3 separate regions of the Homo sapiens genome follow, and all the other regions are linked to region 1. A link is a loop called in an ENCODE intact Hi-C map of the cell type or tissue named here. Cell type or tissue: PC-3. All regions are shown on one strand. Links, peaks and the distances in the headings refer to the core of each region. The heading gives the core; the rest is flanking DNA.

The links. Hi-C counts contacts between places; a loop is a spot of excess contacts. Peaks named below come from ENCODE experiments on the same cell type or tissue, not always from the same donor. Only the 100,000 strongest peaks of a DNase experiment are listed, where the experiment ranks them.
Region 2: it touches region 1 in a loop (5-fold over the local background); 3 of 110 quality-filtered maps call a loop at or near these places.
Region 3: a loop joins it to region 1, with 9 times the contacts of the local background. A loop is called at or near these places in 10 of 110 quality-filtered maps.

What each region holds. Positions count from the first base shown.
Region 1 is chr18:25,243,854-25,254,506 of GRCh38, reverse strand. All of the region lies in intron 3 of ZNF521 (zinc finger protein 521), which reads left to right. LOC105372031 (a long non-coding RNA gene) reads right to left here. Exons shown (of 4, transcript XR_001753378.3): 2 at 267-363. Among named protein-coding and RNA genes, the nearest start is that of ZNF521, 100 kb to the left of the region's middle. In PC-3, for the core only: no CTCF peak of the experiment used is centred there; DNase peaks (open chromatin) are centred at 5,516 and 6,566; H3K4me3 peaks cover 866 bases; H3K27ac peaks cover 2,379 bases.
Region 2 is chr18:25,192,565-25,203,217 of GRCh38, reverse strand. ZNF521 (zinc finger protein 521) reads left to right here. Exons shown (of 8, transcript NM_015461.3): 5 at 7,974-8,058. It overlaps LOC124904270 (a long non-coding RNA gene), which reads right to left and starts at 6,579. Exons shown (of 2, transcript XR_007066318.1): 1 at 6,466-6,579. RefSeq lists a silencer at 6,467-6,667. In PC-3, for the core only: no CTCF peak of the experiment used is centred there; no DNase peak of the experiment used is centred there; H3K27me3 peaks cover 1,730 bases.
Region 3 is chr18:24,864,195-24,874,847 of GRCh38, reverse strand. No RefSeq gene overlaps it. Among named protein-coding and RNA genes, the nearest start is that of LINC01894, 120 kb to the left of the region's middle. RefSeq lists a silencer at 7,793-7,974. In PC-3, for the core only: no CTCF peak of the experiment used is centred there; a DNase peak (open chromatin) is centred at 5,907; H3K4me3 peaks cover 662 bases; H3K27ac peaks cover 1,495 bases.

The DNA of each region.
Region 1 (10,653 bases), core at 2,679-7,678:
AGAAGAAACTTAATTGATTTTAAAAGATATTAGGCTACAGATAGGTGAGAATTTGATTTAAAATCAAAATTATAGACAGCTGTCCTGGGTAGTAGCTGATGGACATGTTGTTATTTTATTGCTAGGGAACATTTTTTCTACCTGGTTGATGTAGTTTGGCCCTATCAAGATGGCACTGAAATGTGTTAACTTAGATAGTGTACATGCTTCTACCTGTAAGACAAAATAAGTATATACCAGTGAATACATCTTTTGTATGCATTTACCTTGCTTCATTGATTTTTATTGCATGGTGCAGCCAGCCTTTACTGTCCCACAATTATTCCCCAGTATCCATATATGCTGGTGAAGTTGATATAGAGCCTAGAACCCAAAATGAAAAGACTTCATTACTATTTTAGGACTTTAGGCAAAGAACTTAATTTCTCTGGGCTGAATAACAATGTGCTGGACAAGTTGGTTTCTGATGCTGCTTCCCGCTGTAAAATTGTACTTTTCTCTGTGACAGCATCAGACCTTGTTCATGCCAAGTAAGATTACTGCATAGTCAGAGTAACTGAAGAGTTGGGCAAGGATTTGAGTTCATATCATGTGTAAAAATTATCCAAGAGAAGTGTAAGGTGCTTGCAAATAGTTCCCCCCCACATCTGCTATTGAACCCTTTGGAGGTATAGTTCAAACCAATACTGTGTTGTACAGTGCCCTTAATACTGATTTCCAATTTATATCTGTATTTCTCCAGAGGACCTGAGCAAATTACATGCTGATCATTTCTTATTAACCATATTTTTTATTATCCAAATGCTGCCTCTCATTTAACTTTGACTTATGACAGCTCCATTGTATATCAGCAAATACATTTTTTGAAGCACAAAATCTAAATGGAACCATGTCTTTTCCTCATGAAATATGGAGTCTTTTTTATTCAAAAAATTTAAAATCCCAAATATATACACCACTTTGAGCACCCCAACTTTTTTGAAGGAGATCAAATAGAATAAATATATTCAAGTTTGCTACATAGAAGGTAAAAGTAGTTAGTATAAGTCACAAAAATATAATGAGTCTAATTCTTTTAAACTCCCAATTGTTTCCCCTAAATTTTCCTGAATGTGACAGGCTTCCCTTCAAGATCAGTAATGTCCCAGGAATGTGGCAGTGCAAATAAATGGAAATACCGTAGTGATTTGTACTTCAGGGGTTAAGGGTCTGGTGCCCAGTCAGAAAGGGCTTGTGCCAGGGACCAACAGTATAATTTGTAGAAACACATATTCTTGGAATTTTTGGATTCAAAAGGAAAATTCTTTTTTGCTTTTTTGTGTTTTGCTATTATCTTAAGAGGTGTATGGATTTGATTTATGAACAAGTACTGCTGTAAATAATAAAATAATAAAATGGCATGTCAGCAAGGGATAAAGAGTTACTTACAGAAGTTAAAGTGAAATTAAATAACTCTTGAATCCATTTGTAAAAGTGCCTGTATTCTCAGTTGAATGGTAGTAACTACTGCGTGAAGGAAGTTGGTTTGCCTTATGGATAAGGTTTTTATAAGTACTTAAAATGGAATTAGCATACACCCTTTAACCATGCTGATTTTTGTTTATCCCTGCAACATATTTTGAAAGCTTTGCTCTCCTGTATAAGCCAGTAGAAAGCACAGGCACTTGCACAGCATTTAAAACTCAGATATAAAGCATTTCTAGCACATTATGGATGCGCTATGGGGTTTGAAGTTAATGTGAATGTCAGGCCAGAGAGGGGAGAACTTTATAAGATACTGAATAAGAAACTCCTTTGCCATTTACTATGAGATGAGAATAAAAAAGGAGGACACAGAAAAGGCAGCAATTTTAACTTCTTCAGATATATCCAGGGAAAATACCTTGTGTTAAAAACAGAAGGAAATAGAAAGTGTGTAGCTGATTTCCTAGCCTATGGTATTTTATGATCTGGATTGCTTTGTTCAAGAAAAAAAAAAAGGTAAATAAGTTGCAATGTAGTCCTCTGTATTTTTCCGTGAAGTATTAGATTTTTGTAGAATATGTGCATAGTGTTTATGAATCAGAACCTGAATCATAAATAAAATGTTAATTTGTAGACACATTTAACTGTGGAGCAGATGGAAAAATAGGTATGTGTTAGAAAACTAGGTATTTGCAGAAGCTAATGAAGTTAATTGGTCTCATTTGACTACCTTATTTTCCCAAACCCCCTAAAGACTGGGCTTTTTTATTTCTTTAATTAAAAATGAGTTTGGTATGTTAATATTATAACCTTTCATATTTTCCTAGTTTTCTATATAAATGTCTTATTTATAGAACCGCCCTTAGGAGTCCAGTATTAGTAAGAACATTAGTAAACTGGGAGCAGTAAGAGGGGTGCTAATGCTATACAAAAGCTATTAGCCACATACATTGCTATAATATGTGCTTTTACACCTTATTATTACTTCCCTGTCCTGTTTCTTTTTGATTACATAGAGAAAGATCTATTTTCCTTTAGCTTGAAAACGGTACAAGTAGAAATACATAAAATAATGATTGTGGAGCAGAATTTAATTTTTAAATATCAGTACTTGAACATATTTTGATTGGGTAAATTACATGGTAAACTCCCATTGAACTATCACCAGTGTGAAATCAGAGAAATCACAGCCCTGAGTTAATCAATACCATGTGTGTAGATAATTTTCCCTGAATTATTCCTTGTATAAGGAAAGGTTCAAAATCAAAATATTTAGCTGTTCACCGAAGAGTGCTTTTTAATTAGAGCTTTATGTTGCGGCTGCCACGTTGGCCTGTATAGTGGATGCTGAATGTAGTGGTGCATACTGCAGAGGGTTCTGGGACATTGTTTCTCTAATGTCATCACTAACATATTGCATTTGTATTGATTGTCTATGATTTCTGTATATGGATGATTGAGTTTGAGCAAACTACTTAGGGTTTCAAAGGATTTGGATAATGTTACACTGTAGGGCTGGAAATCTCTTTGAGTATTGTATTGCAAAGGGACAAAGTCATAGTTTCAGTGCATTTATTAGGCCCCTGCTGTAGAAATAGGAAGAATAAACCATCTTTTTAAAGTTAAGAGATCTTGGAATGGGCAATTCTAATAAATCCTGGGTTTAAGGAGAATGGTACGTGCTGTAGTACCGAAGTTGTTTATTCATCTGGAATGTATTAGAATCTTGATTAATAAGAAGACATCTGCAGTTTTACATAAAAAGCAGAGCAGGCAGTTTGGCAAATAGAAATGAGAAGGGAAAAAGAAAAGCCAGTTCCATCGAATGCTGTTGTTTCATTTTGACCACCAAGCATTGTTATTCCTGATATCCTGATAGTATATAGCAAATCGGCATTTTCTCCCTGCAGAACTGCAGCAGAGAATTAAGATCTGTAGTTTTGAGAACAGGTAGGTCCTTTTAAAGGCTTACATGGGAAATAATATTTGTCATTTTATTTTAGAAAACCCAAGTGGAAGAAAGACAAACCTCAGTTATTTGAGTGTTTCGTTTACATGATGTCAAACATATATATGGATACTTGCAAATCTAAAATTTAACATCTCATGGAATATATTTTCACTTTGAATATATTTTTCTTAACTTTTCACTGAAGAATGAATCACTTAAGAATCTCTTACCCTCACAATCATTTTTTAACCAAATGGAGAGACATGATTTTTACATGAGACATTTTAAATTTCAAGATGGCTAAATGATATGTTGGAAAAGACCATGGAAATTATTGTGTTTGAGGGAAATCGAAGCCAAAGCCTGTAAAATGTGTATAATTCATATATCAACAGGATGGCTTCCTAAATTCTCGGGCATTTTTCAAAAGGGAATGATAACATCGGAGTTCACTATTTGGAAGATAACACATTTGGCAGCTAGTTTCTGAAGAATCTGGCACCCATACAGACATTAATCTCTAAGGCCAATAGGTGAAAGATTATTACAGTCTTGCTGAAGGCAGAAATTCATGCATATTGCAGTCATTCTTATGGGAGTAAAAGGAACAAATTCTGACCAGTTTAAAATATGACAGTTTTAAAGAAGGACCAAAACTAAGGAAAAATAGCTTACTTCAGATCTATTCCACAGTAAATATGGCAAACAAGTTGCTGATGATAATTTTTGTATCTGGTATTGGATAATTGCTGAAAGCTGAGGGATGGCTCTTTTTAGCCACCCAGTCCCAGACAGCTAAGTAATATAAAACAGATTCTAAAAACAGCCTTGCTTAATAGGAAAGAGTGTGAGATTATGTAACTTGAAGGGCAATGGACAAATGAAAAATGATTTTACATTTTTCATTGGTGGATCACAATGTCAGGAGATCGAGACCATCCTGGCTAATACGATGAAACCCCGTCTCTACTAAAAATACAAAAAAATTAGCCGGGAGTGGTGGCGGGCACCTGTAGTCCCAGCTACTCCCGATGCTGAGGCTGGTGAATGGCCTGAACCTGGGAGGTGGAGTTTGCAGTTAGCCGAGATTGCGCCACAGCACTCCAGCCAGGGCGACAGAGCGAGACTTGGTCTCAAAACAAAATAAAAGAAAAATTATTTCACAGTCATTAGCAGAGTTAAATTTATGTAATGTTAAAATATTGGTTATTTCAGAGTATGATTGTCAGCTTTCAGCCTCTGTCCCCTGCAAGTGTAATATTTTAGTAAATTTTAGGCAGAGTACAATTCTTTTATTTTAGCAAAGACAACAGAGATAGAAAGTAAAGAAGACCAGGAATGGTGGCTCAGGCTTGTAATCCCAGCACTTCGGGAGTGTGAGGTGAGCAGATCACTTGAGGTCAGGAGTTCGAGATCAGCCTGGCCAACATGGCAAAACCCCATCTCTACTAAAGGCACAAAAATTAGCTGGGCATGGTGGCATGCGCCTGTAATCCCAGTTACTTGGGAGGCTGAAGCAGGAGAATCACTTGAACCCAGGAGGCAGAGGCTGCAGTGAGCCAAGATCGTGCCACTGCCCTCCAACCTGGGTGACAGAACAAGACTGTCTTAAAAAAAAAAAAGAAAGAAAGTAAAGGCCCGGCGTGGTGGCTCAAGCCTGTAATCCCAGCACTTAGGGAGGCTGAGGTGGGTGAATCACGAGGTCAGGAGATGGAGACCATCCTGGCTAACACAGTGAAACCCTGTCTCTACTAAAAATACAAAAAATATTAGCCGGGCATGGTGGCGGGCACCTGTAGTCCCAGTTACTCTGGAGGCTGAGGCAGGAGAATGGCATGAACCCAGGAGGCGGAGCTTGCAGTGAGCCGAGCAGTGAGCCGAGATTGCACCACTGCACTCCAGCCTGGGTGACAGAGCGAGACTCTGTATCAAAAAAAAAAAAAAGAAAGTAAAGAGGTATGGTACCATAAATATTTATTCTTGCTATGTGAGAGAGGGTTGTTAATATATAAGACAATGCTGTAATTCAAGGATTGTCAAAATTTTATTATGGAAGTCAGCATAGTAAATATTTGAGGTTCTGTGAGCCATATGGTTTCTGTCACAACCAGTCAACTCTGCTGCATTGAACAACTCATATTCAATATGTGAATGAATAAGAATGGCTGTGTTCCAGTAAAACTTTATTTACAAAAGCAAGAGCATTTGGCCTATAAGCCGTAGTTTGTTAACCTCTCTTAAAATAGATTAGTTTAGCATTTAGTAGGTTCTCAGCATTTAGTAGGTGATTATAATAGTGCTCAGTACTTGAGTTTTTAAATAAGTGCGCACTTGTAGTTGTATCCCTGTCTGACAGAAGGAAATTTGTGTGCATATGCCAGTGCCTGCAAGGTCTTACATATTTACACTGTTATTAATGACTAATTAAGTAAGTGGGAAAGGTGTGTAAAGGTTCTTTATCTAGATAAAGATAAAGTTCTTTAAATAAAGCTAGAAAAGTACACAGGATAAGAGGATTGTTGTAAATATCAATATAGCTTTTCAAATTAATATGCTAACTCGTGTTATTTAGAAAACCATAAGGTTATCTTTGCCTAAATGTCATGATGAAGAAGTTTACGTTTTAAGACTGCCACTGCATAAATGATAACATCATAATATACATTCAGTGTTGCCAAGTCTTTTCCAGGAGAGGCAGGCCGAAAGGCAGGTTAGCATGTAGAATCATTCTTGCTTCAATATTCTGTTGTCATTTTTGCAGATGTTCTTCCTGGGTAAAGCTCCATTGGTGTATAACGTTGTATTTCAGATTCAGAGGTGTTGTTGCTGACCTAGAGTCTGTGGGACATACATGTCAAACTCCTTTTTTATAAGGGTGCCTACTTTGTTCTAACCCAGCCAAAATAGAGTCTTCTTTTAACCTTCCTATCAGACGTGTGTGTGTGTGTGGTGTCAAGATAGCTGACTTTAAGTAGAAAAGCAATCTGTAACATTGGTATTGAGTCCTGTTGTTTCTGACATTTGGATTCAAAACTATGATTTTTATCCTAATAGTCTTCTTGCAAATATTTGCAGTAAACCAACCATATAGTGACTAATAGTGTGACAAATGGCAGGAATTTGGGAGGAAGAGACATTACAGGCATTTCTCCTTCCCTCATCATATATAATTAGTCACTGAGTCTTTTGGATCTATTTTTCTAAACAAATGAATGCATTTCCTTCACTCTGTCACTGGGATACTCCTTCACTTTAGGTTTTTTTGCCTCTCACTGGACCATTGCCATAGCCTTATAAATGGACTCCCTGCCTCTAGACTTCATCCAGTCCCTCCTACTCCAAAGGGCTCTGGTGAAAACCATCTCTGCTGATTGAAATCCTTCAACAGCTCTGTCTCTGCTGCCTGCAAATAAACTTGGGGCCATAAGCCATCATGATCGGGCTCTACTTCCTCTCACAAATTCTATGTTCTAGTCCAGTGGCACTTGAACCTGGCTGTAGTGTTGCCTGAGAAACTTCAAAAAAATACTAATCTAAACTTCACCTCTAGTCCAATGCGATAAGAATTTCTAGGAGTGGAGTAGAAGCATCAATATTTTAAAAAGATCTCCAGGCAGTTTTAATGTGCAGCCAAGGTCAAGTTCCTCTTTGTAGTCATTTTACACCATTGATTCCCTGATCACAAATGTTTGCATTTGTACATACTATTGTTTTCCTGCCTGGAAAACTCCTGCTTATTCTTTAAGGTTCAACTCAAAGAACACATCCTTGGTGGCTATTATATGTTCGACAAGATTGTTTTCGTGCTTCTTCCACAGAACACCCACAACATTTCTGTAGAGGGGTCTATTAACATTCCTGATTTCCTTGCCTTGTGATCATATGTTTACATGTGTGCCTCTCCCATTCATTAGTCAGTGAACTATTCATTGTAACCATGTATTGTGTCTTGGTCAACTTTGTATCTGCTGTGCCTCTTCTGGGTCTCATCCATAAATGGGTCATCAGAATATCATTATGGAATTGATGACTGCATCAGAAGAGCAGGACTGGGGTGGTAGCTAGAACACACCTGAAAATGTATTCACTAGTTCATTCAGTGGGCTTCAAAATTATCTTTGTTCCAATGGAATATTAGGTAAAAACAACTAGTCTGGGAATGGGTGTTGTCAAGCAGGAGAGTCCTTAGGATGAGAAGCACTATGGAACCCCTTCTGTGGGTTGGCAAATACAAGGTCATGTGACCACAGCCCAAGTAAAGACTATGGTCAAGATTTTGGGCAAGAGAGGTGACAAAGGGAAGAGAGAAAACATCAATAATAATTGAACTGAATCCTCTCTTAGGTGGGGAAAGGAAATCAATGCTCACATTAAATTGGCTCTAAGGTAACATATTAGCAATGTTAGCAAACCCACAGATAAGACTGGAAAATTCACCAGAAAGCAAAATGTTACTTTAAGAGAGGGTGGAGGGTGGTGGAAAGAAGAATGATGCCAAAGAGCCCAAAGCAGTAACTGAATAGTCTTAACAATAGTAGCTACATTTTGGGGTTTTGATAAGTCTTTGCCTACAACAATATAAAATATAGTGAACAGATTAGTTGGATGGGGGAAAAAGGAAAATAGGATCAAACAAAAAAGAAATCTATATAAGAGAATGATTCTTGTCTATTTTAGAAAGTTAATCTATCCCTACAATTGATTGTGGTGTTATACGCACTGAAACAAAGGGACCTTCTACATTATGAATATTCACAAAATATGAAGTGTAATAGCTTTTGAGCAACAAACTCATTTATAGCTATTTTAAAGCTTTTTTTCATAAAGATCATAAGACTTTCTTTTTTTTTACTTTATTTATTTATTTATTATACTTTAAGCTCTAGGGTACATGTGCACAACGTGCAGGTTTGTTACATATGTATACATGTGCCATGTTGATGTGCTGCACCCATTAACTCGTCATTTACATTAGGTATGTCTCCTAACGCATCCCTCCCCCCTCCTCCCACCCCACTACAGGCCCTTGTGTGTGATGTTCCTGTGGCGCAATCGGTTAGCATGTTTGGCTGTTTTCTTTCTTTTTTTAAGAGAAGGGTCTCACTCTGTCACCCAGGCTGGAATGCAGTGGCACTCACAGTAACCTCAAACTCGTGGGCTCAAGCAATCCTCTTGCCTCAGCCTTCTGAGTAGCTGGGACAACAGGCATGTACCATCACATCTGGCTAATTTTTAAATTTTTTGTAGAGATGGGTCTCACTATGTTGCTCAGGCTAGTCCTGAACTCCAGGCCTCGAGCCATCCTCTTGCCTCAGCCTCCCAAAGTGCTGAGATTACAGGTGTGAGCCACCACGCCCAGCAGAGCACAAGCATTTTAAAAATGTAATATGTACATTTTAAATACTTCTGTACATATTTACAAAAAACCAAGAGTGGGTGAAGAATCACATTTCATACACCTTTGATCCCAGTGCCTAGCAAAATGCCCGTTTGATGAACAAATGGGTAAAATAATGAATGAATAAACTTGAATACAAGTTACAAAAGCAATTGGGACTGTTTTGTCTCAAGTAAGCCACCTTCTTCCCTGTCTTGCATCATCCACCTAGCTGCAAAGTGAACGCATGAAGCTTAGACTAAAAAGCATATGAGTGTTTGGGTGATAATGATGTGTCAATGGAGGTTCATCAGTTGTAGCAAATGTACCATTCTGGTGGGGGATGTCGATAATAGGGGAGACTATGCATGTGTCCAGGCATGGCTATATGGGAAATCCCTGTACTTTCTGCTCAATTTTGCTGTGAACCTACAGCCAACCTAAAACATAGTTTATTAATAAAAAGGACGAATTCAAAGATGTGTAGTCAAAAAATTATGCATTCTAAAAAGTATTCATTGATGACTCACAACAAAATTAATGGGATTTTTAAAACTCTCTTCCTCAGAACAGGAATGCTGAGGCTAAACAACCTTGCAAAAATGAGATCAATGAAAATTTGCTATAGCAAAGTTGATTCATTTGTTTTCCTCTATTTTCAAAACCACCAGTTAAAATGCAGGCAGTTCCCAGCTTATAAATAGATTATCTCCCAAAAGTTAATTTAATAAGCTGGTTTCTTGGAATTCACCACACATTTTCCAATGGAGCAGTGCAGTAAGTGGGAATTACATTTTAAGGCTAGCCCACAAATATATTTAAATATATAAGGTTGGTAGAACAGGGCCACAGAATGCAGCTATGCAGTTTGTGAACTGCACAAACATCCCCAGCAATGGGGTGAGGAGACAGAAACCTAACAGCAGTGCTTGCAGTCACGACCAGCAGAAGAGACACTTAAAAAAGTCATCTGTGAGGAGAGTACCTTTTGGAATTTCTCCTCTTAGAGGGGATTGCCTTTTGCAGTTCACATAAAGATACCTCTGGTTTGTGTTAGAGACCGCTGGAACAACAGTAAGTTGTAAGCACTGTTTAGATGAGAATTTGAATTCTGAGTTTTCATTAAGGAAATGAGACTTGCATTTCCCCAGGATTCACTTCCAGAACAAAGACTCTGGGTCCCTTTTCCTACATTTCTTGAGCACTGGGAATAGCACCTTTTCTGGCTCCTCTAGAACAGGAGGAGTGGCAGACTGGGGAAGCTGAAGTTTTAGTGGTCAGAGTCTCTGTGAGGTCTTAGGCTTCCTGAAAGCAAGGACTGCTGTGGGGGAAGTAGCTATAAGTACAGTGGCTCTTAAAGGAACTCTGATCTTTGGATGTGGGGTGGTATAAAGGGTGAGAGTGTGTGTGTGTGTGTGTGTGTGTGTGTGTGCACATGCATACACAGCTTGTGTGTTAGAATGTCTCTGGGAAAGTTGAAACCAGGAGAACTTCTGCACTGGCAGAGTAAAAACTGCTGGTGTATGGTGGGGTCCCCTGGACCTGCATCTGGTGGAGCAGGATGGCTATGATTTCCTTACTTACCACTATTGGAAGGAAGGTAGTCTTGGAGTTTCTCAGTGGACTATGGCAAGGACTCAGCTTGGGGAGAGTGAGAAGGTGAAGGTGTTGGTGGTTCATTTGTCTGTGTCACATGTAAGTTTGGTGTTCTGAAGCCAGTGAATTTATGCGGTTGAACAATAGATTCATATCATCACAGAGCTGAGTTTAAAAATGCTATGAATCAATGTGCTCTGTTTTCATTTGCTTTTTCTAAGTATTTTGGTATTGAGAAAACCCCTCCCCCCAAAAAACATCAAGT
Region 2 (10,653 bases), core at 2,773-7,772, 51 kb after region 1:
CATGTTCTGTCTTCTCTTTGCAATACACCAAAATAGGCACTTGGTTCTGAACTGCTTTGCCATGTCATTTAGGCAAAATACTTAAAACACTTTAATGTTTGTGTGTTTTATTTCCCCAATCACATTGTAATGCCTTGAGTTTAGGGATCACGGTTAATATCTCTTGGTTGTTGAGGTGTTGCCATGTGCCAGGCATGATGTAAAGTGTTACATGGATTTTTTATCAGGACATTCACCACCACTGTAAGACAATAGCATCCTTTTAACTGTCACAAGAATACAAATTAGAATATTGATACATTTGTTTTTCAATGAATTATTTGGGCTTTTCATCATTAGTGGCTTTCATTACATTTCAATAACCATTTTTTTCTTCTTTCTTCAGTGACTTATTTTCATACAAATTCAGAATTACTTAGAAAATGACTAGGCTAAATTAGTAGAATGTCTGAGTTATTGAGCATTTGTGGAAAGCTGCTGGCTTATTACTTTCACTCACATGTAGTATCCATTTGCTTGCCAACAAAATACTGGTGCTACTGCTCTTAAATATATATTGCATTTGCGATTAATATATTCATTCTTGGGATGGTAATGTATATTGCTATAGTCCTTGAAAACAGCTTTTTCCTCCTAGCTAACTTAAACCTTTTTACACATTCTTAACCGCTTCTCTCTTCCCATTCACCCAACCTTGTCACCAACTTGTGATTTTATTTGTGTTATTAGTCGTCTCTTGGTATCCATGGGGGATTGGTTCCGGGATGCCCTGCGGATGCTGAAGTTCTTTATAAAAACATGTACATGCTCTCATATACTTTAAATGATCTCTAGATTACTTGTGATACTGAATATAATATAAGCGCTATGTAAATAGCTGTCATAATGTATTGGTTTTTTATTTGATTATTCTTATGGTATTGTAGTATTATTTTTTATTTTTTCAAATTTTTCAACCAGAGGTTGATTGCAGATGCGAAATCCACAAATATGGAGGGCCAACTAATTTTTAAAGCTATATTTAATAAACATTTGTTTAACCCTTGTTAATTGTCATGAAATTTAAATTAGTGGATTCGAGTTGAAAGAAATTTTAATGTGGTTCCAAAGTTCACTTAAAAGGGTGAAAACTACTCACCTTTGACAACAGACAGTTTATATCATATTTTATTCCATCCCCATAATAACCTGTCAAATAAAGAGTAATACAGGCAGTAAATAGTACCTTTAGTAAATAAGTAAGCATTAAAAATTACTGTTTAGTGCAGGTGTGCTACGTGGTAGGCATGGTACCAAGCACTTTTATATAATTCTCACTTACTTTTCATATCGACTCTAAGATGTAGGTTTTATTATTTTTTCATTTGCAGAGAAGGAAACTCAGGGTCATTTAATGATTTGTCACACAACTAACTATACAGCAAGTTAGTATTACAGAAAGAAAATCTAGAGATTCTCTCCTACTAAGACTGCTGGATATATTTGGAATGAGTACTTTACAGCATCATTGTACAACATCCTGATTTCAGGGTTGTGACCAAATCTGACACTCGTCCTTCCTTAAAAGCCTTGAAATAGAGGGAGCTGAGAGCTATGGGACATCCTGGAAAAATGGCTCTGTAACTTTGGCTTTGATGTTCCAAACATATAGCAATGATTGATAAAATATAAAGATAGAAAAACAAATGGACTTAGTCAAGTCCAAAACAGTTCTTCGTCTTTGAGATCCAGAAACCAAATAAGAAAACCACATGGTTATTAAGGCTAAAGCCAGGGGTCTGCTGAACATTTTCCAGCAATAGAAAGTGGTAATTAGGGTTTAATCCCTATGGAACAAATCCAGATCCACTATTTGAAGCAGGGCCTGGGAGGAAATTTCTTGTTCACAGCAAGAGACTGGGAAAAAGTAATTCTGTTGACCACTACCAGGAACTAGGATTTTTACCTGGAGGATTGAAGGAGTAGGAAGGAAGACACGGTTTTGTGACATAAAACTGAATTACCCATGTGTTGCCTCTGTGATTTACCTTGCAATGTCTCTCTATCCCTGCAGCACAGCAGATAGGCAGCAAATGCCCCTCTGAGACCCAGCTCTGGTACAGTAGCCTGGGATGCCCTAGTAGAACCAATGGCGAAACTACTAGAAAGGGAGAAATGAGCACATAGAAAAAAAAAAAATCACTACAAATGGGCTTTCAACCAAGATTCCAAAGTATGTGAATGAATCAAACACTAGTAAAGCAGAAAAAAAAGAAGAAAATAATTATTTTGAACAGTCTGACAAAGACTTTGAAATAAGCATGTTTAGAAGCTCAGAAAGATAAATGAAGATATGATTTCCACTGAAAAGAGTGACAAATTATGAAGCAAATCCAAGCAGAAGTAAAACAAAAGCACTTGAACGTTTAAAACTAGAAATGTTGGAAATGAAAAATAGTCATTTTAAATAAAAGCTTTGCTAGATAGGATAAACTCTAGACTGGTCAGCTGTGAAGAGAGAATCAGTGTTTTGTAAGAGTACAGAGAAGATGATCTAGATTAGAACATAAGAAGACAAATAGATTCTTAAAATATGAATGAAAGGGCAGTTAAAATACATGGAGGATAGACTGAGAGGCTCCAATCTGTGTCTAATAAGGATTCTGATAGAAGTGAATGGAGAGTGTCTTAGATAGACTTAATAACTGAGTGATTTTAATCACTGAAAATTTTAAGAATTGAGTACATAAGTGAGATCTCAAATTGAAATTATTATTTTTGTATTGAGCAAGACAAATACACGTAAAGGTACAGTTTGAAACATGGCCAAAAAAAAAAAGAAAACTGCAGAACACTGAGGACAAAGGGAAAATCTTGAAATAGACTAAAGGAATTAAGAGCCAATTCTATCCTATGAATCTTAGTCAAGAGTCTGGGACTGGGAGCCTAAGGCTAACGTGGCTACCGACAGTTCCTTCGCTCTCGTAAGTTACTTTTCCTACCATTCCTGGCATTGTCAAAGACCAAAGCACTACTTAATTATATGGAAAACCTCCTTTTGAAATGCACCTAAAATGTAATTGTAAATTTACCTGCAAATGACCAGAATATAAACTGTGTTAAAATCCAGTGTGTGAAAGACAGTAGAATCCTGGCTTGGTTATACCTGTATGACTTTAGCCAAGTCACTTAATTAATCTATAAATGAGGATAATAATCCCTCCTTTATCTACTCTTAACAGGACTGTTTCAAGGGATTTTTTTTTTACATACAAGTTCTTTATAGACTAAAGTATGAAACAGTTTATAAAATTATGTGAGCTATGGTTCCTGACTTCTTAGAGTTTATATATTAGATTTATGTAAAAAACAAAAACAAAAACTTCACAAACAAATACCAAAATGTTTGCAAAGCTACTTAAAACAACTAAGCACAAATTATTTTTGGTGCATATCAAGTGAAGGAGTCTAAAGTGAATAGTGGAGATGGGGTTAATCAGGTTAGGTTGAGCTTCTAAAAACTACATGTTATGAATTATCCTGTTCATTTTTTCCAGTTTTTATGAAAATGTTCATGTATACACCTAGATTTTATGATGGTTAACATGTAGCCATTTACTTATATATGATTATATATGTTTTTTTCTTGAAACTTTTGAAAGTAAATTGCAAATATTTCATCCCTAAATACTCAGTATGCATCTCCTACCAAAAAGAATGTTTACCCACATGACCCCAATACCATTATCACATCTAAAAAAGGTAACAATAACATCCCGATAGCATCTAATAATCAGCTGATAGTCAGATTGATATCTAAATTATTCTCAATTGCCTCAAAAGCCTTCTTATAGCTGTTTCCACCCCCTCCCCCCAAATCAGGATCCACACATTACATTTGCTCAAGTCTTTTTCAGTCTCTTTCATCTGTTCACTTTTTTTTTCCCATGACAATAGGCCATTTCTTTTGAAGAATATTCTGGATTTGAGGGTTTTTTTTCCCCCTCATAGTAATAGTTGTTCCTCTTTTCAAAGACAACAGGCCATTTCTCTGAAAGAATATTCTAGATTTGCATTTTTTTCTCATAGTAATATTTGTTCCCCTATGCCTGTATTTACTGAAAACTGGATTGTTAGGCCTAAAGACTTAATTAGATTCAAGTACACATTTTAGATAAGATACTATATTGGTGATGTATACTTCATATTGCAACTCATTAAGAGGTACACAATGTCACGTCATTTCCATTCTTAGTGATATTAAGCTAAATAGTCTGGTTAGAGTAATTACCATCAGCTAAATGTAAAGATATATCTTTTGCTTTGCAATGATCAAAGGATGGAATTTGAGTATCTCAGAATAACCTGTCTTCTACTAGTTTCAGCATCCATTAATGATTATCCTGAACCATTTTATTTGGCATTGCAAAATGGTGAATATCTAATTTTGTCATCCCTTCTGCTGTCATTCTTCTATAAAGAAAAGCTTTCACTCATCAAATAGGCACGACCTACACTTCCTCCTTAAAAAAGCAAGGTGCTTCTGACCCTTTCATTGCCAATTTTCAGAAAAAGAAATTGATGTAATAGTCACCTCACATGGTAACAACTTAATTTTTTTTCTTTTCTGTTTTTGAGGATTACTATGCACTGATTTTTTTTAATCTATTCAGTATTTTGGTAAAAGAAATCAAAGCAGTTTGATTTCTACAAAGTATAAGTTTTAATAATTATTATTTTAAATTACTTTTTAAAATTTGGTAAGACTAAATGTGAAGTCTGAGTCCTAATGGATGGAATGGAGGGGAATAGGGTTAATCAGAATAATTTTTTAAAACTATATATTATTAAGCATCTCTAATCATTTTTTTAATTTATGAGATGTTCTTTTTAAAAAGTCTCTGAGTACCTTAACCAGAGTGTAACTGAAAACAAGAATGTCAAAAAGGCACATTTAAATTGTTCTCAAAATCAATCAAAAATAATGAGGTGCTAGGAAAAAGTTGTATCCTTGATAATTACATCTATCAGTATCAGAAAACAAAAGAGAACAATCAGGAAATGACAATCCCACTCCCAAGTAGCACATTTAAAAAGGCTAATGAAAAAAAAAGTCTCTTTTAAAAATGTACTAAATTAGCATTTCAAGTAAATTGACAACTTAAGCGTTGATAAAGGCCAATCTGGGGCCCAAACAATGGAAGTTCTGTTTCTACTTTTATCTGCTTTTAAAAGAAATTATCTCACTTGACTTTTTTTGTTGTCTTTTATATAAATGTAAGTAATTGTCCTAAGGGAGATGACAATCCTCATGTACTCTGCAAGGGTCAGATCATACCTGGAGTATGGCACTTCATTTGGGGTTCTATTTCTTAAAACATTGACCTGGAGATAGGTAACCAGGAAGGGAGGTAATTCCAAGTATTTCTTACATTGTGCCCCTATGTTCAGTCTGAAAAGGGGCTAATGTAATTGTCATATTAGACAATGGATTCAACCTCTTCTTTGTAGCACCAGAGCTTAGAGTTAGGGCCAATGGGTGAAAGTGGCAGAAAAACAGATTTGGGTCTAGAATTAGGAAGAATTCTCTCATAATTTTAGCCACACAGAGGTGGAATAAATTTACCTCCAAGGGAATGAGTTCCCCAAGGCTGACACTGTTCAGAGGTTATAATCCCTTTACTTAAAGATGGTGTACAGGTGTGCAGGGATCTCTCAAATATTTTGCGAATAATCTATAATTATAATGAGATATGCTTTAAAGGTCATTTAACATCAACGTTTTAAAAATTAAGGGTAAAAATGAATTTTACATCATGGCTTTAAAAAGAAAACCCTTAACACATCCCAATTTGCATATCATTGCTTTGTATTTGGGAAATGTGAAAAATATGGTGAAGTAGAGTTCAAGCTTCAGTATTTTAAAATCACGGTTCATTGTTTTTGATCACAGTAAATTCTTATCTAGCCGTAACTTTAGGAGCTTATAGATAAGAATATGGCTTTGTTAATAAAAAATATAACATAGTATTTTAGACACTGTTTTATGAGTGGAGAGAATTAATGTTTGAATTATCAGTAGTGGCAAAAGCATTTTCATTCAATGATAAAAGAAAACTTACATGTGTCAGTTCATTTTGAAGATAGTAGTAAGTGCTGGCATTTTATTATTTTGGCTTTTCAAGTGATTTTATTCTTTATTATTAGACTGGGGAAAAAAAAGCCCTAGTATATTCTGCCAACATATTCATCAGTCATCATTTTTGGAGACAGTTTTCGACATATTGTATGTTTTACTGTGCTAACAAGAGAAAAGACTAGCCATTAAGTTTATGTTTCTTTGTTTTTCAGCAAGGTCACATATCAGGAATAATGCTAGAAGTATGCTAATAAACAATATATAATGTAGGTCATCAGGGAGTAAGAAATATTTTCTAACTAGTTCTAAAGGGAAATAGTGTTAAAAAAGGGATAGATGTTACTTACGTAACACATGTTGCTCTATATGTCACCATCAAAAGCATCTTGTAAACAGCTCGGTGTAGTCAATCTTCCTTGGTGATTGTCAGGGTGTTTGAAGTCCGTGTTAGATTTAGATTCAGCACATTCAGTTCGCAATATGCCTAATGTACAAAGACCGTCAGATGATTTAGACAGCTTCCAATGGAAATATGCCTGTACTTCCGTAGTTTACAAGGAATATTGGCCACTGTTGCAGAAGAAAATATTATGTTAAATTACAATAATTAGGAAAAATTTATATTAATGGCATTTATAATTTTAAATCTTGAATTATGCTAAATGTTTGTGCTTAACTTTGGTTTTGTTCAGTTCTAAAGAACTTCAGTTCCTTAAAATTGATTGTAACTTACAGGCTGGTATTTCCTTATTAATACCATCAGTAAAACAATTTTATATGATTTCAAATGAAACGATAATTCTGTAAAAAACGCTTATAAGAAAATGTCATTTATGTGATTTTACAAATGTAATTTTCTCATGTTTGGGAAATTTTAAAAATGGATTATTTTCATAATGGTTTATTTTGTCTTCCAACATGGTTTTTAATTACAAATATTAAGTTTCATCAAAAAGGAATTTATGTAAGTATGTGTTCTGGAAAACACAGCTAATACTCTATTTATTGAGTTCATCTAATAGGTACTGGGACTCAGTAATAAAGATGTAAAATTATAATGGCTGCTTTATGATTCAGAAATCAGAGAGCCTACTAGCATTTAGAATCAAAAGTATTTCTCTTCCCAGCTGTACAGCACCATGACATCAGGCAAATCTTTCTATTTCTCTGGACCTCAGTTTCTTCATTTATGCTATAAGAATTATAATAAAAATCTTGCTCTACTTCACAGGGCTGTTGTGTAAAATGATAAAATAGTGTTAGAATGTTCATTATGATATTATTTCTTTATAGGATGAGGTACATATTTAAATACTAATGCTTAGCAACTTCTAAAACATCATTTAAATTGTAGACTTTAGCCAAAAATTATATCTCTAAATATTTTAGCTAGCATCCATGAATCTTAACTTATTAGCCGTATTACTTATGGATATCTAGAAGCAACACCCCAGTTATGTTGGTCAGAATGAAATTGTGCCTGATCTTCAAAGACACTGGTTTCTGAAACTCTGTAGATTTTTTTTTAATACGCATGTTTTTTTAAACTGTATTTCTGTAATACTTCTGGTTTTAAAAACCTTCTGTTTTTGAGTTTAGGGATCTTTAAAAATATATTATGCCATAATTATGTGCTTCTGTTTCTTCTAAATGTCTGCAAATGAAAATATAGTGTTGGGATCAAGCCATAAGGTCTAAGTAAGGAATTCGTAGAACTTGGGCCAAGGGGCCCTGTAGTTTAGTTTGTTCCTTAGCAACATAGGTAAGATCAGCATCTCAGAAAAATGTTTTTTAAACAAAGAAACAATTAAAAGTCCATGTGTCTAAGTAACTCTGTTTATACTTGTTTTCTCAGAAGAAGACCTATCAATGCATCAAGTGTCAGATGGTTTTCTACAATGAATGGGATATTCAGGTTCATGTTGCAAATCACATGATTGGTGAGTGACACTCTAAACCTTATTACAGATAGATGTTTCTTCTGCTTGTGTATATCACCATTAAACAGAGTTAAAGATGAATTAATTGTTCAACCATCATTGTTTTTCCTCGGCATGATTGATTTTTTTTTTAATTTCTGTTATTAGTCCTGATAAGGTGTTAGCACATTTTATTTTCTGCAAGGGCTAGTTTAGACTTCTGCAGAGGATTATATATCTACTGCCAGTCAAAACACAGGTGATTAACAAATTAAACTTCTAATCATTTTTGCATTATTGAAAACTAACAGGAATGGTTAATGAACTGGATGTTAGCTTTCCATAGAGTTTTAGACAGGTTTTAATTTCAGAAGTTATTATGGTAATGGCACTGTTGTGCGTTGCTTAAGCATCTTTGTATCAAAATCTAAAGTAGCGAGTTTTTGTGATAGGGAAACATAAATAATTTAAATAGCCATAAAATAGTTTTATATGTATGGTTTCAACAGCCTGGAAATAATCATGATCATAAAGATCATGTAAAGAATTCAGTGATCATTTTTTATTCCCCACCAAATTTTCCATAGATTTTAATAAAAGTAGTTTGGGGAAAGATTTCTGAAATTACTCCAGGCCATTGTTTTTAGGATTTTGCATTTATCACATGGCCTAAAACCAAAAGGATATTTTTTTAACTTATTCATATTGTCCCATTATTTCTTAATTCCTCATGGATTACTGCCTATGTTTTTTAATTTGATAAGCATTTAGTAATAACACTAAACGTTTTACCAGCCAGTTAAACTTTATCAAGCAGATCATTTTTCTACTAGTACAATGACAATTGCTATTACTTTATGCTATTTTTGTTACTCATTTATGTTTTTTATACTATGAGTTTTCTATTTCATACTCACTTCATGGTATTTCATAATACCATAAATAATTATAATATTTAAAAAGTCAAATTAACCTCATACTCTCCTACTATGAAACTCTGTAAGACAGGAAAGAAAATTCAACAGTTTAGACTATGAACTTGTTTTCAGGGGGGAATAAGTTTGATTGTATACTAATTAGAAATATTCTAAGAATGCTTAGTGGAAGGTTGTTCCCCTGTCATTTCTGATCATTAAAGCTATAACAAAACTTCAATTTTTCTTATATAAATTAATGAAGATAAATTCAAAAGCATGTTGGAAAATTGATTGATAATTTTTCAATAGGATGTGCTTTATAGTTTTCAAATGATAGGTCTTCTGGGGGGTTGTTGCTTATAAATGACTAAGAGCTTATTTGTGCAAAATGGAACTTATACATAACAGCTAAAATATTGATCAATTCATCTCTGTATTTTCCAGATTTAAGTATTAATATTATTCGTGATTTCTCATATATTAAATAGTATATCCTTCAATGTGACAATAGCGTTGACAGCTTTAGTGAGTGATTAGAAGATAATGGCAAAATGTAGGAGAGATTCAAATGTTTCCTTGCAATTCCCTTCTGTTTGAGATTGTAAAAAATACCTTATATAAACTTTTAAAACAGCTTTTTAGAGGAGAGGAGCAGCTTAGAAAAAATGAATTCCTGCCAAATGATAAATGTTAATATTTCCCGTCTCTTTATTTCTTGAGTAGACTGTGTTGGTGGCAGTCATTCATGATTCTACCTCATGCTGCACTTTTAGATAGGCTTGAATGAAGGCAGTTCTTAGAAGTCTGCAGTTTATGGGAAATTCAGTGAAATTTTGTGGTCATGCTTCTCATTAGTTCTATTCAATGTAAACTTACTTTTGTTTCTGGATTTATTATTTGTCCCAGTACATAGATGAATATGTTGAATATATTTTCACCACAATGTTAATACTCTTTTGCACATTTAGAATTTCAATTGAATGTTCAGCATAACAGGACTTTTTGATTTTCCAATTTTAGTATCATTTTGCCTATAAACATTAATCAGTTTGTTTTGTCTTCTTTTTAAATTGCTTTATATCATTCCTATTTGTATTTATTTTATATTCCTTGCATCATTAGTGCTTTCCCAAGGCTTTTTCCCTTCTACCTTATAGTGGATTAATAAGACACTTACCTCTTGGGACCTGAGCATTTAACAATTCACCTTTCATCAGAGAAGCACATTCCATTCCTTTTCACAGAGGGTCTAGTTATTTAATATTCATGCCATTTTTAATAATAAAAATATGTAATTCTCTTGCACTTGAGGCCTAAACAAATGAGTAGCATCCATTTAATTGTTTTATTTGTTGACCATGCATCCAAGTCCTTACACCCTATTTGTGCTGTTAGTATCTAGAGAGAATGCAAAAACCAAGGGAGTCACAAAGGCTAAGATACCCCTTTTTAGAATTCCAATGTGCTATTTAGTCTTTCAAATGATGCAGGCTGCATTATTTTGTTAGCTAAAATACCTCCATTGAGGGTAGGTATTTTTAGGTTGTGTATCTGTGTGTGGTTTTTTTTTTTTGTCTAATCAAAAAATAATCTCAACTAGACATTTAATAGAGGAAGGGGGATTAGGGACTATCTGAAAAGCCTCTTACTCCTTTTGTTAAGAGGGTATATAGTGTTTTTGCAGATTTTGTTTTACATT
Region 3 (10,653 bases), core at 3,561-8,560, 380 kb after region 1:
TCCCACAAGAAGGGAAGAAATGTAGTCCCACTAATAGAGAAAGCAGAATAAAGGAAAGGATAGTCAAGGACTTCTCGAAACAACTAAAAATGACAAAGCTGGCTCAGAAATACAGTGTTTTATAAAGTAGAGACATTTATTAAGCAACGGAAGGTTTCCATATAAGTTGTAAGTATATGAAAAAGTCCAAGGAAAATAAAGCTATGGAGACAGTCGTAAAGCATGCAGGTATTGGCTGGACATTTCTAAAACACTATAGGTCTTACTTATTGCTATGGTTTGTATGTACTCCTCAAAGTTCTGTGCTGGAAACTTAATCCTCAATGCAACAATGTTGCAAGGTAAAACCTTTAAAACGGAATTTGGTCTTGAGGGCTCTGCCTTCCTTATTGTAAGAGTAGGTGTGTTATAAAAGCAAGTTTGGACCCCTCTCTCTTGCCCATGTGATGCTTTCCACCATGTTATGATGCATCAAGAAGGCCCCCACCAGATGCAATCCCTCAATCTAGGACTTTCCAGCCACCAGAACCATGAGCGAAATAAATTTCTGTTCATTATACATTACCCACTCTCAGGTATTCTGTAATATCAGCACAAAATAGACTAAGACACTTATTTATGCCTGGATCCCCCTGGTAAAACTTTCCTATGCCTGATTTTTGCACCCTGAGCCCAGCTGTGCAAGGTCACACCTCTAAACCTTGTCTAGTGCTTTATTGTCTCAGATAGTGTGTTGTGTGTTTGCTCATTGCCTCTTTGGTCTTTGAGTTCTCCAGTATTCACAAAACATTGTATTTCTGAATCTGTAATACTTCACATCACAGAGGGAAATAGAAACGGAAGACGCTGGAGGGAACATGAAGGGAGAAAAAGACAGGAGACTTTGTCAGGAGTTTTAAACTTTCTTATTGAGTTAGAAGAAGCCCTGGGGAGAAGATGTTTTAGATGTTTGGGCCTTCTGGGTTCACCGTTGCCGCAGAGAAGAAAGAGTGTGGTGATTTAAAAGTGATCGAGACACGCAAGGGACTTAAAGAGACGACTGGAGGAAGGTGACTCTCTCACAATTGCTCTTTTATGTGGGCATTAAGGCTGTGACCAGTATTGTCATCATTTACAGGATATGTTGCCTTCAGAAGGCATGAGAAATCTTGGCCCCTTTGACTATAGGAAGAGAAAACTTTCCAGCCTTTTACCTAAAGTCCTTTATTCCATGATTCACAGCATTAAGGAAAGAACTCAGGCACTTAGGGAAAGAGATTTCCAATTCATGCTGCACTCCTAATTTGCTCTGTAAATTTTAGCAGTTTCCCTTACTTTGGTGATTTTACAATATTAACCATTTGCAGTCAGAGCAAGAATTACAAGGAAAATCATAAATACTGAGGTGGTAAGCATACTTGTGGCGTTGTCAGTCAAGACATTCTAATATGGGGTTTCTGACAATTAGAACAGGGCACCTTCTCTGACCTCTCTCTGGAGCAAAGGACTCCAGGGTGGTTGGAGATTCTGACAGTGCCAAAGGGAAAATGAGATGAAAAAATCATTTTTCCAGTTAATTAATTTCCAAGAAAACTGTATCTGCAGTTTCTATTGTGCCCCCTCCCCTACCATAAATACTTAAGGGTCAATGAAAATGATAGTACGTGATTTGTTACCAACTTTATGAACATCGGTAGGGTCAGCCTCAAAGATTGCTCAGTTTAGCATTTACCGTGATGCCTGGCATAAATGAGGTATCTGTTATGGGCTGAATTGCGTGCCCCCAAAATTTATCTGTTGAAGTTTGAATCTCCAGTACCTCAGAATGTGACTGTATTTGGAGACAGAGTCTTTAAGGAGATAATTAAGTTAAAATGAGGTTGTTAAGGTGGACCTAAATACAGTGTGACTGGTGTCCTTATAAAAAGAAGAGATTAGGACATAGACACACACAAGAGGAAGACCATGTGGGGAAACAGGGAGAAAATGACCATCTACATCTATAAGCCAAGGAGAGAGGCCTCAGAAAAAAAAAATAACCTTCGGACACTTTGATCTTGGACTTCCAGCCTCCAGAACTGTGAGGAAATAAATACCTTTTAATTAAGTCATCCTGTCTATGGTGCTTTGTTATGGTGGCCCTAACAAACTAACAGAATGCCTACAATTGTGTACTATGTGAAAAAAAGTCAATCAGATGATAAAGGAGCACTCCTAGAAAACCTTAAATCTGTAGACATGATGGTGAACAGTTGACACTGTGAAGTGTGGCCAAGGGTTCAGGACTTGTATGACCTCAGCCAAGTTCGCTAACCTCTCTGAGCATGGATCCCTCTTTTGTGACGTAAGGATAATGATGCTGGACTATATAATGTTTATTTATAGAAGAAAACCTGAGGAACCTGATAGGCTCTGAGTATATAAAAATGAATAACATTGTCCCTATTCTTGAGATGTATAAGGTGATTCTAATTAAGGAGAGAGAGAGATGTCCACAAATGCATAACTGCAACACAAAGAAGGAATACCTGCTTCGAGAGAGATATGTACATGAGCTTCTACAGAAATATGTGCACCATGTTAAGGTCATATCCAATTAACTTTTGAGAGGGAGGGTCAGAAAAAATGTCCCAAATGTAACAATTTAGCTGGGTCTTAAAGTGTAAGGTCACATAGCAGCAGAAAATGAGACAAGAGGGCTTTCCCATAAAGAAGCAAGTCAACAAGCATGGGTGGCTAGAGGGGCAAGAACAGTAAAGGGCTCAAAGGACAGTAAGTAGTTAGTGGTGACAGGAGTGCATCACTGAGATTGGCAGAACTTGAGACAGGAAAGTTAGGTTGATATCAAAACATGAATTGTCTTGAATGCCAGGATAACACATCTAGGCTTTATTCTATTAGACATCAGGAATCACAGAAGGTTCTGAAGCAAGGAGGTGATATGAATGGATCCGTCTTTTGGAAGGAAAGCATACCCCAAAGGCAGTGTAGTGAATGGTTACAATGGGAAACATTTGGAAACGGATAGCTGAGTAGGCATGCCATTGCAGTAGCTCAGGTACCCGACAAGCTTCAGGAAGTCAGAAGGATTGTATTGGATAAACTATGTGTTCAATAACACTAATAAATGTAATTATTTTTTAATGGAAGCAGATTTAGGGCGAGAGCTTGTCAATTCATGTCAATGCTAATTAAATTTTCTGAGAGGTGGTGAGAAGTTAGTTAATATTATAACAAGCATGTGATACCAGGTAATTTTCTCAGTTGCAAATATCTTTCTTCATTTAACACCAAAATAACTGCTCATTTTGATTGAACAACCAACCAATATGAAGAGAGAAGTAGAGTTTTGTCAAAATGACTTTTCAATGCGGTTCTATCTTATTTTAATCTTCACTGTAACCTATAATCACTTTTGGTGGCATTATGACAGATATGCTGGCACATGTGGCAGACTATACTGAAGGTTTCAATTCCACAGGTATTGGTTTTGAAATTTCATATATTTAGAAATATAAATAGCATTAAGTTTTAAAAGACAGAATTGTATACATTCTTTACCAATATGTTCCCCTCTCTCTTTGTATCCCTCACCCACCACATAGCAGAATTTCTTACTACGTCCTCTGTGTTCCCAAAGCCCCTTGTTTGGTATTGCATGGATCACTGTGGGAAGAAATAAACATAAGCCTCTGTTTCCATTGTTAGATCACAAGCTCCTTGTCTTCTTCATCCGTGGCTCCCCAGAGCCTAGCACAGTGCCTGCCTGGCCACAACAGATGCTCAACACTCAGTGACTGAATTGCTTTAATGTTACTCCCAGGATGGATTGTGTGTGCATGCATGTGTGTGTGTGTCTCTATGTGTGTGTGTGTTTTTCTGCTATAAACTCAGAGTGAAACGTGATGAAGTGGTGTAGATTCTACTTGATAGCTGGTTTCATAAAGTAGCTCTCTTTTTTAATGTAAAAACCTTCGTGAATGAACTGACACATGCAGTTAAGCACATTTTAAAGACTCCATCTTAGCAGTCAGCTTTAGTGAGCCCGTCTCTCTTTGAATGTTAAGTGTCTGATTCATAAGCGCTTGTCCCACTCCATTGCCCTGGTGCAGATCACGCTTATTTGTTTGACTTGTACAGGACTATTGTGTATACGTCTCCCATACAGAATATCATTACACCAAGGCAGAGAGAGGTTTAATACACATTTTGTACTTTTGACACCTAAATAATCCAGTTATCACCTTGACATGGAAATTGGAATGTCTTTGTTCTACTGGCCTGACATAATCAAGTTAGAATACATATATATCAACATTTTCAAACCATGAAGTATGCTGCAAATACCAAAACTTCTTCACTGTTTCAAACAATGCAGCCAAGAGAGTTCATTATACAGAGATAGGGAAATAAATTATTTTTTTTCTTTTTGCTCTTCTGCAGTTGACTAAGGAAGTGTCAGTAAAGCAGTCAGGTGCTTTGGTGGCTAATGTTTTCATGATCTATGCACCCAGCATCTGGCCTCACTGTCATTTATTATCTTTTTCCTTGGATGTTAATAAAGCCATAGATATTTTTTTAAAGTGTCTTCTTGTTCTTCTATCTGCTTAAATCACACTTAATATTGTTTAATGTTGGTCAATAATAGTTGACCTTTTATTGAGAGCTTGTCATTTGCAAGGTGTCATACTTGATACCTTAAGCACACCACCCCCTATAATCCTTACCAGCCCTATATAGTAAGTACTATTTTTTTCTCTCCTATGTAGAGGCAGAAATCACAGCTAGGAGACACCTTTCCAGGTTCCCACCACTAGTGGAGTGGAGGTGAGAGACTGTATCTCTCTCTTTTGAGCCTGGTTTTAAACACTGTACTACACTGTCTAAGCCTATTGAGGTAGCACACAATCCTCTGTCGCTTCTAACTTTACTGAAAGCCTGTACTAGTTTCCAGCATGAATAGGGAACTCCAAATATGTTAATGAATGATTAATATAGTACTAATCACTAACCGTAGATCCATAGAGGAAGATTCAGAAACAGTGGAAATAGAAATATTTTTGCACCTGTACAATGATAGCATCAATAATGATAATAAGGATAATAACATTTAATTCACTTGTGGAGAAAATATTACAAACTGATCTTAATGCAGGCAACAAAATTAAGGCAATTGGTGGGTTTAAGGTAGCAGTTTCAACATATCTACTTGGAAATACGTTATGGCCCAACAAAGATTCAAGAGACTTCCCAAGCAATATCCAAGGTATAATGACACACGTTGGATAAATCATTCCAAAGCTATTACAGAGAGACTCACTCTGCCATATGGAAAAAGTGGTTAGGGAACAATTAACTTCAACAATGTATATTGCCCCTGGAAACAAAACTGGGTTAAGCCGCTAGGACAAGGCTGACTGCAACCTCTATAAATTAGTCAGTAATAATGGCCATAGTTTGAAACCATAAAGACTTTGAAAAATAGAATAAGTACAAGCCATGAAATCATTTAGGAAAGACCCAACAACAAAGGCTGAGGGAGAGACACCAAGTACTTCTTTTTTTTAATTTATCATAGTTATAGCTTAAGTAAAGCAAATGTTTGATGAGTGTGAAGACTGGTGTAGTGAGCCAAGATAGGATAATTGGCACTAAAATTATTGCAAGGGTTTAATAAAAGAGCCCTTGTTTATGTAGTGAAGAAGATGTAAACAAGTGAACGTAAATGCAGACAAAATGCTTTCATTGCTGCATGCTACCAACAGCCCTGAGAAAAGCTGCTAAGATGATGAATCATCAAGAAGCCATTGAGTACAAGTAAATAGAGGAATTAACACAGAGGTCAGTTAAGACCATAAACTAAGTAAATAAAAAATTTTAAATATAACATATCTGAGATGATAGAGCCATAGTCACAGGCCAACAATTTCTGGCTAAAAGACCAACAGTTTGCTACACTCTCAAACTAATAAAGTAAACGGGATCGTGAGTAAGAGCCAATAAAGAGATGATGAGATAAAGAGAAAGGCATGTGTGTTTGGAAGAGCAACCCAGGCACCTCACAGCTCAGATGCCCCTCCCAACCGGGGATTTAATAAAAGCAAGTTTATATTATTTCGGGACAACTCAGAAAATGAGGCCATTGGATTTCTATTCCAATAATAAATTATCTTAAGGTTTTGTACATGAAGATTTAGTTATTATAATGATTACACACTAAAGCTTCCTAAGAATTTTTCATCATTATTTTTAAGAAAATATCTTGCTTATTTAAGTGCTTGCATGTGTTTTATAGAATTTGGGTTTTCAACAATTCCAACATTTATTCTTAATGCCACATAGCAGATGAGGAAATTGAGCCTCTGATGCGGTGAAATAATATGTCTAAGATAAACACAGATTGTCCGGTAGAAACAACATTAGAACACTTCTTATAAGCTACTTCTATAGCTTTTTTCTCTCACATAATCAGCCCTCCAAGTTTAAAAGAAATCTGAAATGTAAACTATACGTTGATTATAAGAAAAGCATGAATCCAAGTTGGGAGATATATTTAAATCCCATTAAACTAACTGAAAAATTCATGAGCAATACATAGATAATTTGTTTCTTATTAAAACATTAAACTTGTAAAGAATATTTAGCTGTTCAAATGTCAAGTAACAGGATAGCTATAGTAAGTTAATTAGGTACCAATTCATTGCTAAAGATACTTAATTGACATTTAATAAGCATATTAAATACCAATTAACCAACTATATTTAGTGCTAACTATATTTAGTCAAAGTTGTTTTGTTAATTGCTTGCTCAGTGCCTTAGTATCTATGGTCAATAGATTATAACCCAATTAAATATATACATTAATGTGTTTGCCTATATGTCTCCCCAGTGAGGAACATTGCCTGGATGTCCATCTGTGAGTTTAACCATCATCACCCATCTTGGTGAAGAAAACAGCATCTTGCAAACTATCCCAGTTCATAGAAGGCCTTCTGTAGACAAAAGAATCAGTCAAAAGGTGACAATAGGGATGCACCACTCTCCTGTCACTGCTGAACTTGGAGACATGGAGAACTTAACAGGTTCTGGTGAGAGGGGCAGAGGGATATTTGGGGCAGAGTTCACAGCCCCTTTGAGATATCTGTAGAGGGGCTTTCTCAATTCAGAAGCAACAGCCAAGGTGTTTTCTAAATACCATTTTTACTGTCATCTACAGGAGGGAGGAACACACTGATTGTAATAATTGCCTCCAGGATCTCATGGCTTTCCTGGGCTCTAGAGATGTTGGCTAGGGTTCTTTTTGGACCACTGACTAAATAACGCTGTCAGTCACATGCTGTGGGATCTGTATTGTGTATTCTGGTCACAACACATTCCTGCAGACATGATGCTTGCAGCACAATAGAGAAGAGGCGTGAAAAAAGAGCAGGGACCTGAGCACATTAACGTTGGCCACTCTTCCCTGACCCCATGAAGGCATTTAATGCGTCTTTAGTTCCCCACGTTGGGACTCCTTCCTGAGGTTTGCATATGCAGAAGAGCAGAACGGTGATGTGAATCAGTCATTCAGAGGGCTGAGGGCAATGCTGGTGGTCACTCAGACAACTCCAGCAGGCAAGATGCACCCAAACAAGATTAGTCTTTTTTTGGTTGGGGGAATAGGGTCTCACTCTGTCACCCAGGCTGGAGTGCAGTGGTGCAATTTTGGCTCACTGCAACCTCTGCCTCCCTAGTTCAAGCGATCCTCCCACCTCAGCCTCCAGAGTAGCTGGGACTCCAGGGACGTTCCACCACACTCGGCTAATTTTTGTATTTTTGTAGTGACGGAATTTCACCGTGATGGCCAGGATGGTCTCAAACTCCTGAGCTCAAGACATCTGCCCGCCTCTGCCTCCCAAAGTGCTGGGATTAAGGCGTGAGCCCCCACGTCTGGTTCAAGATTAGTCTTAACATGGTAAGACAACTTAGCAGACATTTCCTAAATGAAGATGAATTGATATTGTAGAAGTCAACCTAACCTTAAAGTTTTGGGGGTACTTTCCATTTTTAAAATAACCAAATTGTTGCACCCAGTGTGATCACGGAGCCTGGACAGAGCCAAAGTCCAGGGACATGAACATTCAATTGTGAGGGCTACACGATCATGTGTGCTCTGCAATCCAGAAAAGTCAGCCCCTTGGGCAGTGAGCTGAGCAATTAGTTTTGGGAGTTCCCAATAAGGGGCAAAACTGTTCCAAGGATGGCCAGGCGCTGTGGCTTAGGCCTGCAATCCCAGCACTTTCGGAGATCGAGGCAGGCGGATCACGAGGTCATGAGATTGAGACCATTCTGGCCAACACGGTGAAACCTCATCTGTACTAAAAATACAAAAATTAGCCGGGTGTGGTGGCACATGCCTGTAGTCCCAGCTACTTGGAAGACTGAGGCAGGAGAATCACTTGGACCCAGGAGGCGGAGGTTGCAGTGAGCTGAGATCGCGCCACTGCACTCCAGCCTGGCGACAGAGTGAGACTCCATCTCAAAAAAAAAAAAAAAAAAAAAAAAAAAAAACTGTTCCAAGGGCAATCAGAATTCCAAAGTCCAGGGAAAAGCTGAGTCAGGAACTGAAGACATTACAGCTATGGAAGGCAGGAGTCAGGAACGAGGCACAGAGTGACTCAAAATTATTCCAGGAACATTTTTTTTTTTTTTTTTGAGACAGGGTCTCCCTTTGTCACCCAGGCTGGAGTGCAGTGGTGCAATCTCGGCTCACTGCAAGCTTCGTCTCCCGGGTTCATGCCATTCTCCTGCCTCAGCCTCCCGAATAGCTGAGACTACAGGCGCCTGCCACCACGCCCGGCTAATTGTTTGTATTTTTAGTAGAGACGGGGTTTCACCGTGTTAGCCAAGATGGTCTCCATCTCCTGACCTCGTGATCTGCCCGCCTCGGCCTCCCAAAGTGCTGGGATTACAGGCGTGAGCCACAGCGCCTGGCCAGGAACTCCTTTCTTAATACCGTGGATGGATTTTTAAAAGCTGTGACTTTTGTCTGCAATTGTCTTCCCGTACTGCTGCTCCACCTCTGTAGGCATAACCAAAAGAAACTCCCTAGGATAACTGTAATTCAAACATATTACGGCCAGAGAAATAAATTATGGTGAGACAGAATTTCTAGGTGACAGAATATAGTAAGGTACACAATATAGCAAGGGTAATAATTTCAAATACAAACAGTTACACATATACTAGGCATGATGATAAAATGAAATGAGTGGCTATAAACAAAGATCATGAATGTATTAATTAGAAATTAGTTGAGGGGATGCCTAGCCATGGTGACCCTGGTTGACCTCTTCTATCATTTTTCCCCCATTGAACAATATTTTTTATTATTTTTCATCATAAGTCCATCAGTGATTATCAGCAAGACTGCATTTGTGTGCAGCAGGGGTGGTCTCCTCTTCAATAACTGCCTTGGGTTCTGATGAGAATCTTCCCATCATCTTGAGACTTGGCAGCGTATTAATATGTAACACTCTTTAAACTGTCCCAGGGCCGGTCAAGTAATGCAATTTACCTCATTTGGCTTTTGCATTGCACTTTCCATTGGAAGGGCTTGTGCACTTTGCATGTTTTCAGTTAATGAAGGATTGCAGTGTGCCTGCAAGCTTTGTTTGAAAGTGCCATGAAATGGAGGAAAAAATTAGCACCCAGAAGGAAATAATTGTTGCTCTGGATAAGTTTGATCAATGAGGGAAAGGAATAAAGAGATTGTAAATGACATTTAAAGTCTTTAGTATGAGATGCTCTTGAGTAAGCACAACACTGCAGCTAAGGTTAGCAATGAATTAGTTAACACAACAGAAGAACAGAGTCTGACTCTACAGACTGAACCAGAATTTCAATTTTCAGCTCAGTTGGCAGTAGAAGTGAGGCTGACAAGGGGGCTTGGCATAAATCATAAATTCCAAGATATTGTTCTATTGCCTTCTAGGGGGTTGGGTAGGCCACAGTTGACATATAGATTTGAGGTTCAGAATCTAGTTATGGTGTTTATAGAGAAAAGAAAGACAGACATAAGTTGGAGGGTACAAATTCCACAGGAAATTCAAGATAACTAACCAAATGAAGGATCTTCTGATTGAAGAGAAATGGACAAAATTGGATTCCAGATTTAGTTCTAAAAGTAGGTGATTAGGAAACAATCTGAATGAAGTATTAAATTCAACATGTCATAAATTTTTGGTTGATGATCAGTTTGAGTTTATTAGGTAGATCAGAACAAAAGGACATAAGTGCAAATCGAAGGGGAATGCATGTATGTAAAAGAAATTTAAAGAGATATTTTATGAAGAAAGTGGTGACATTTAGGATGAATCTAATAATGACATGGTTTTTTTTTAAATCAAAAAGAGTATAAGTGGTTACACTTATGAAAGAAACTCCCTGAATCTCAATGGCAGTATATGATGATTAAGGAAAGAAAATAGTGAGTTTATTTTAAACTGCAGAATCCCAAGCTAAATTTGCCACCTCCATGTTCACCAGAGCAAGGATGGGGGAACAGCTTAGAAACACCTTCTGTTTTATGGCTCCTAGCTCTTAAAGCCTTACTTTGCAAAGTGTTGTCCTATGGTACAGCAACATCAATATCAACTGGTAGCTTGTTGGAAATGCAGAATATTAGGCCCCACT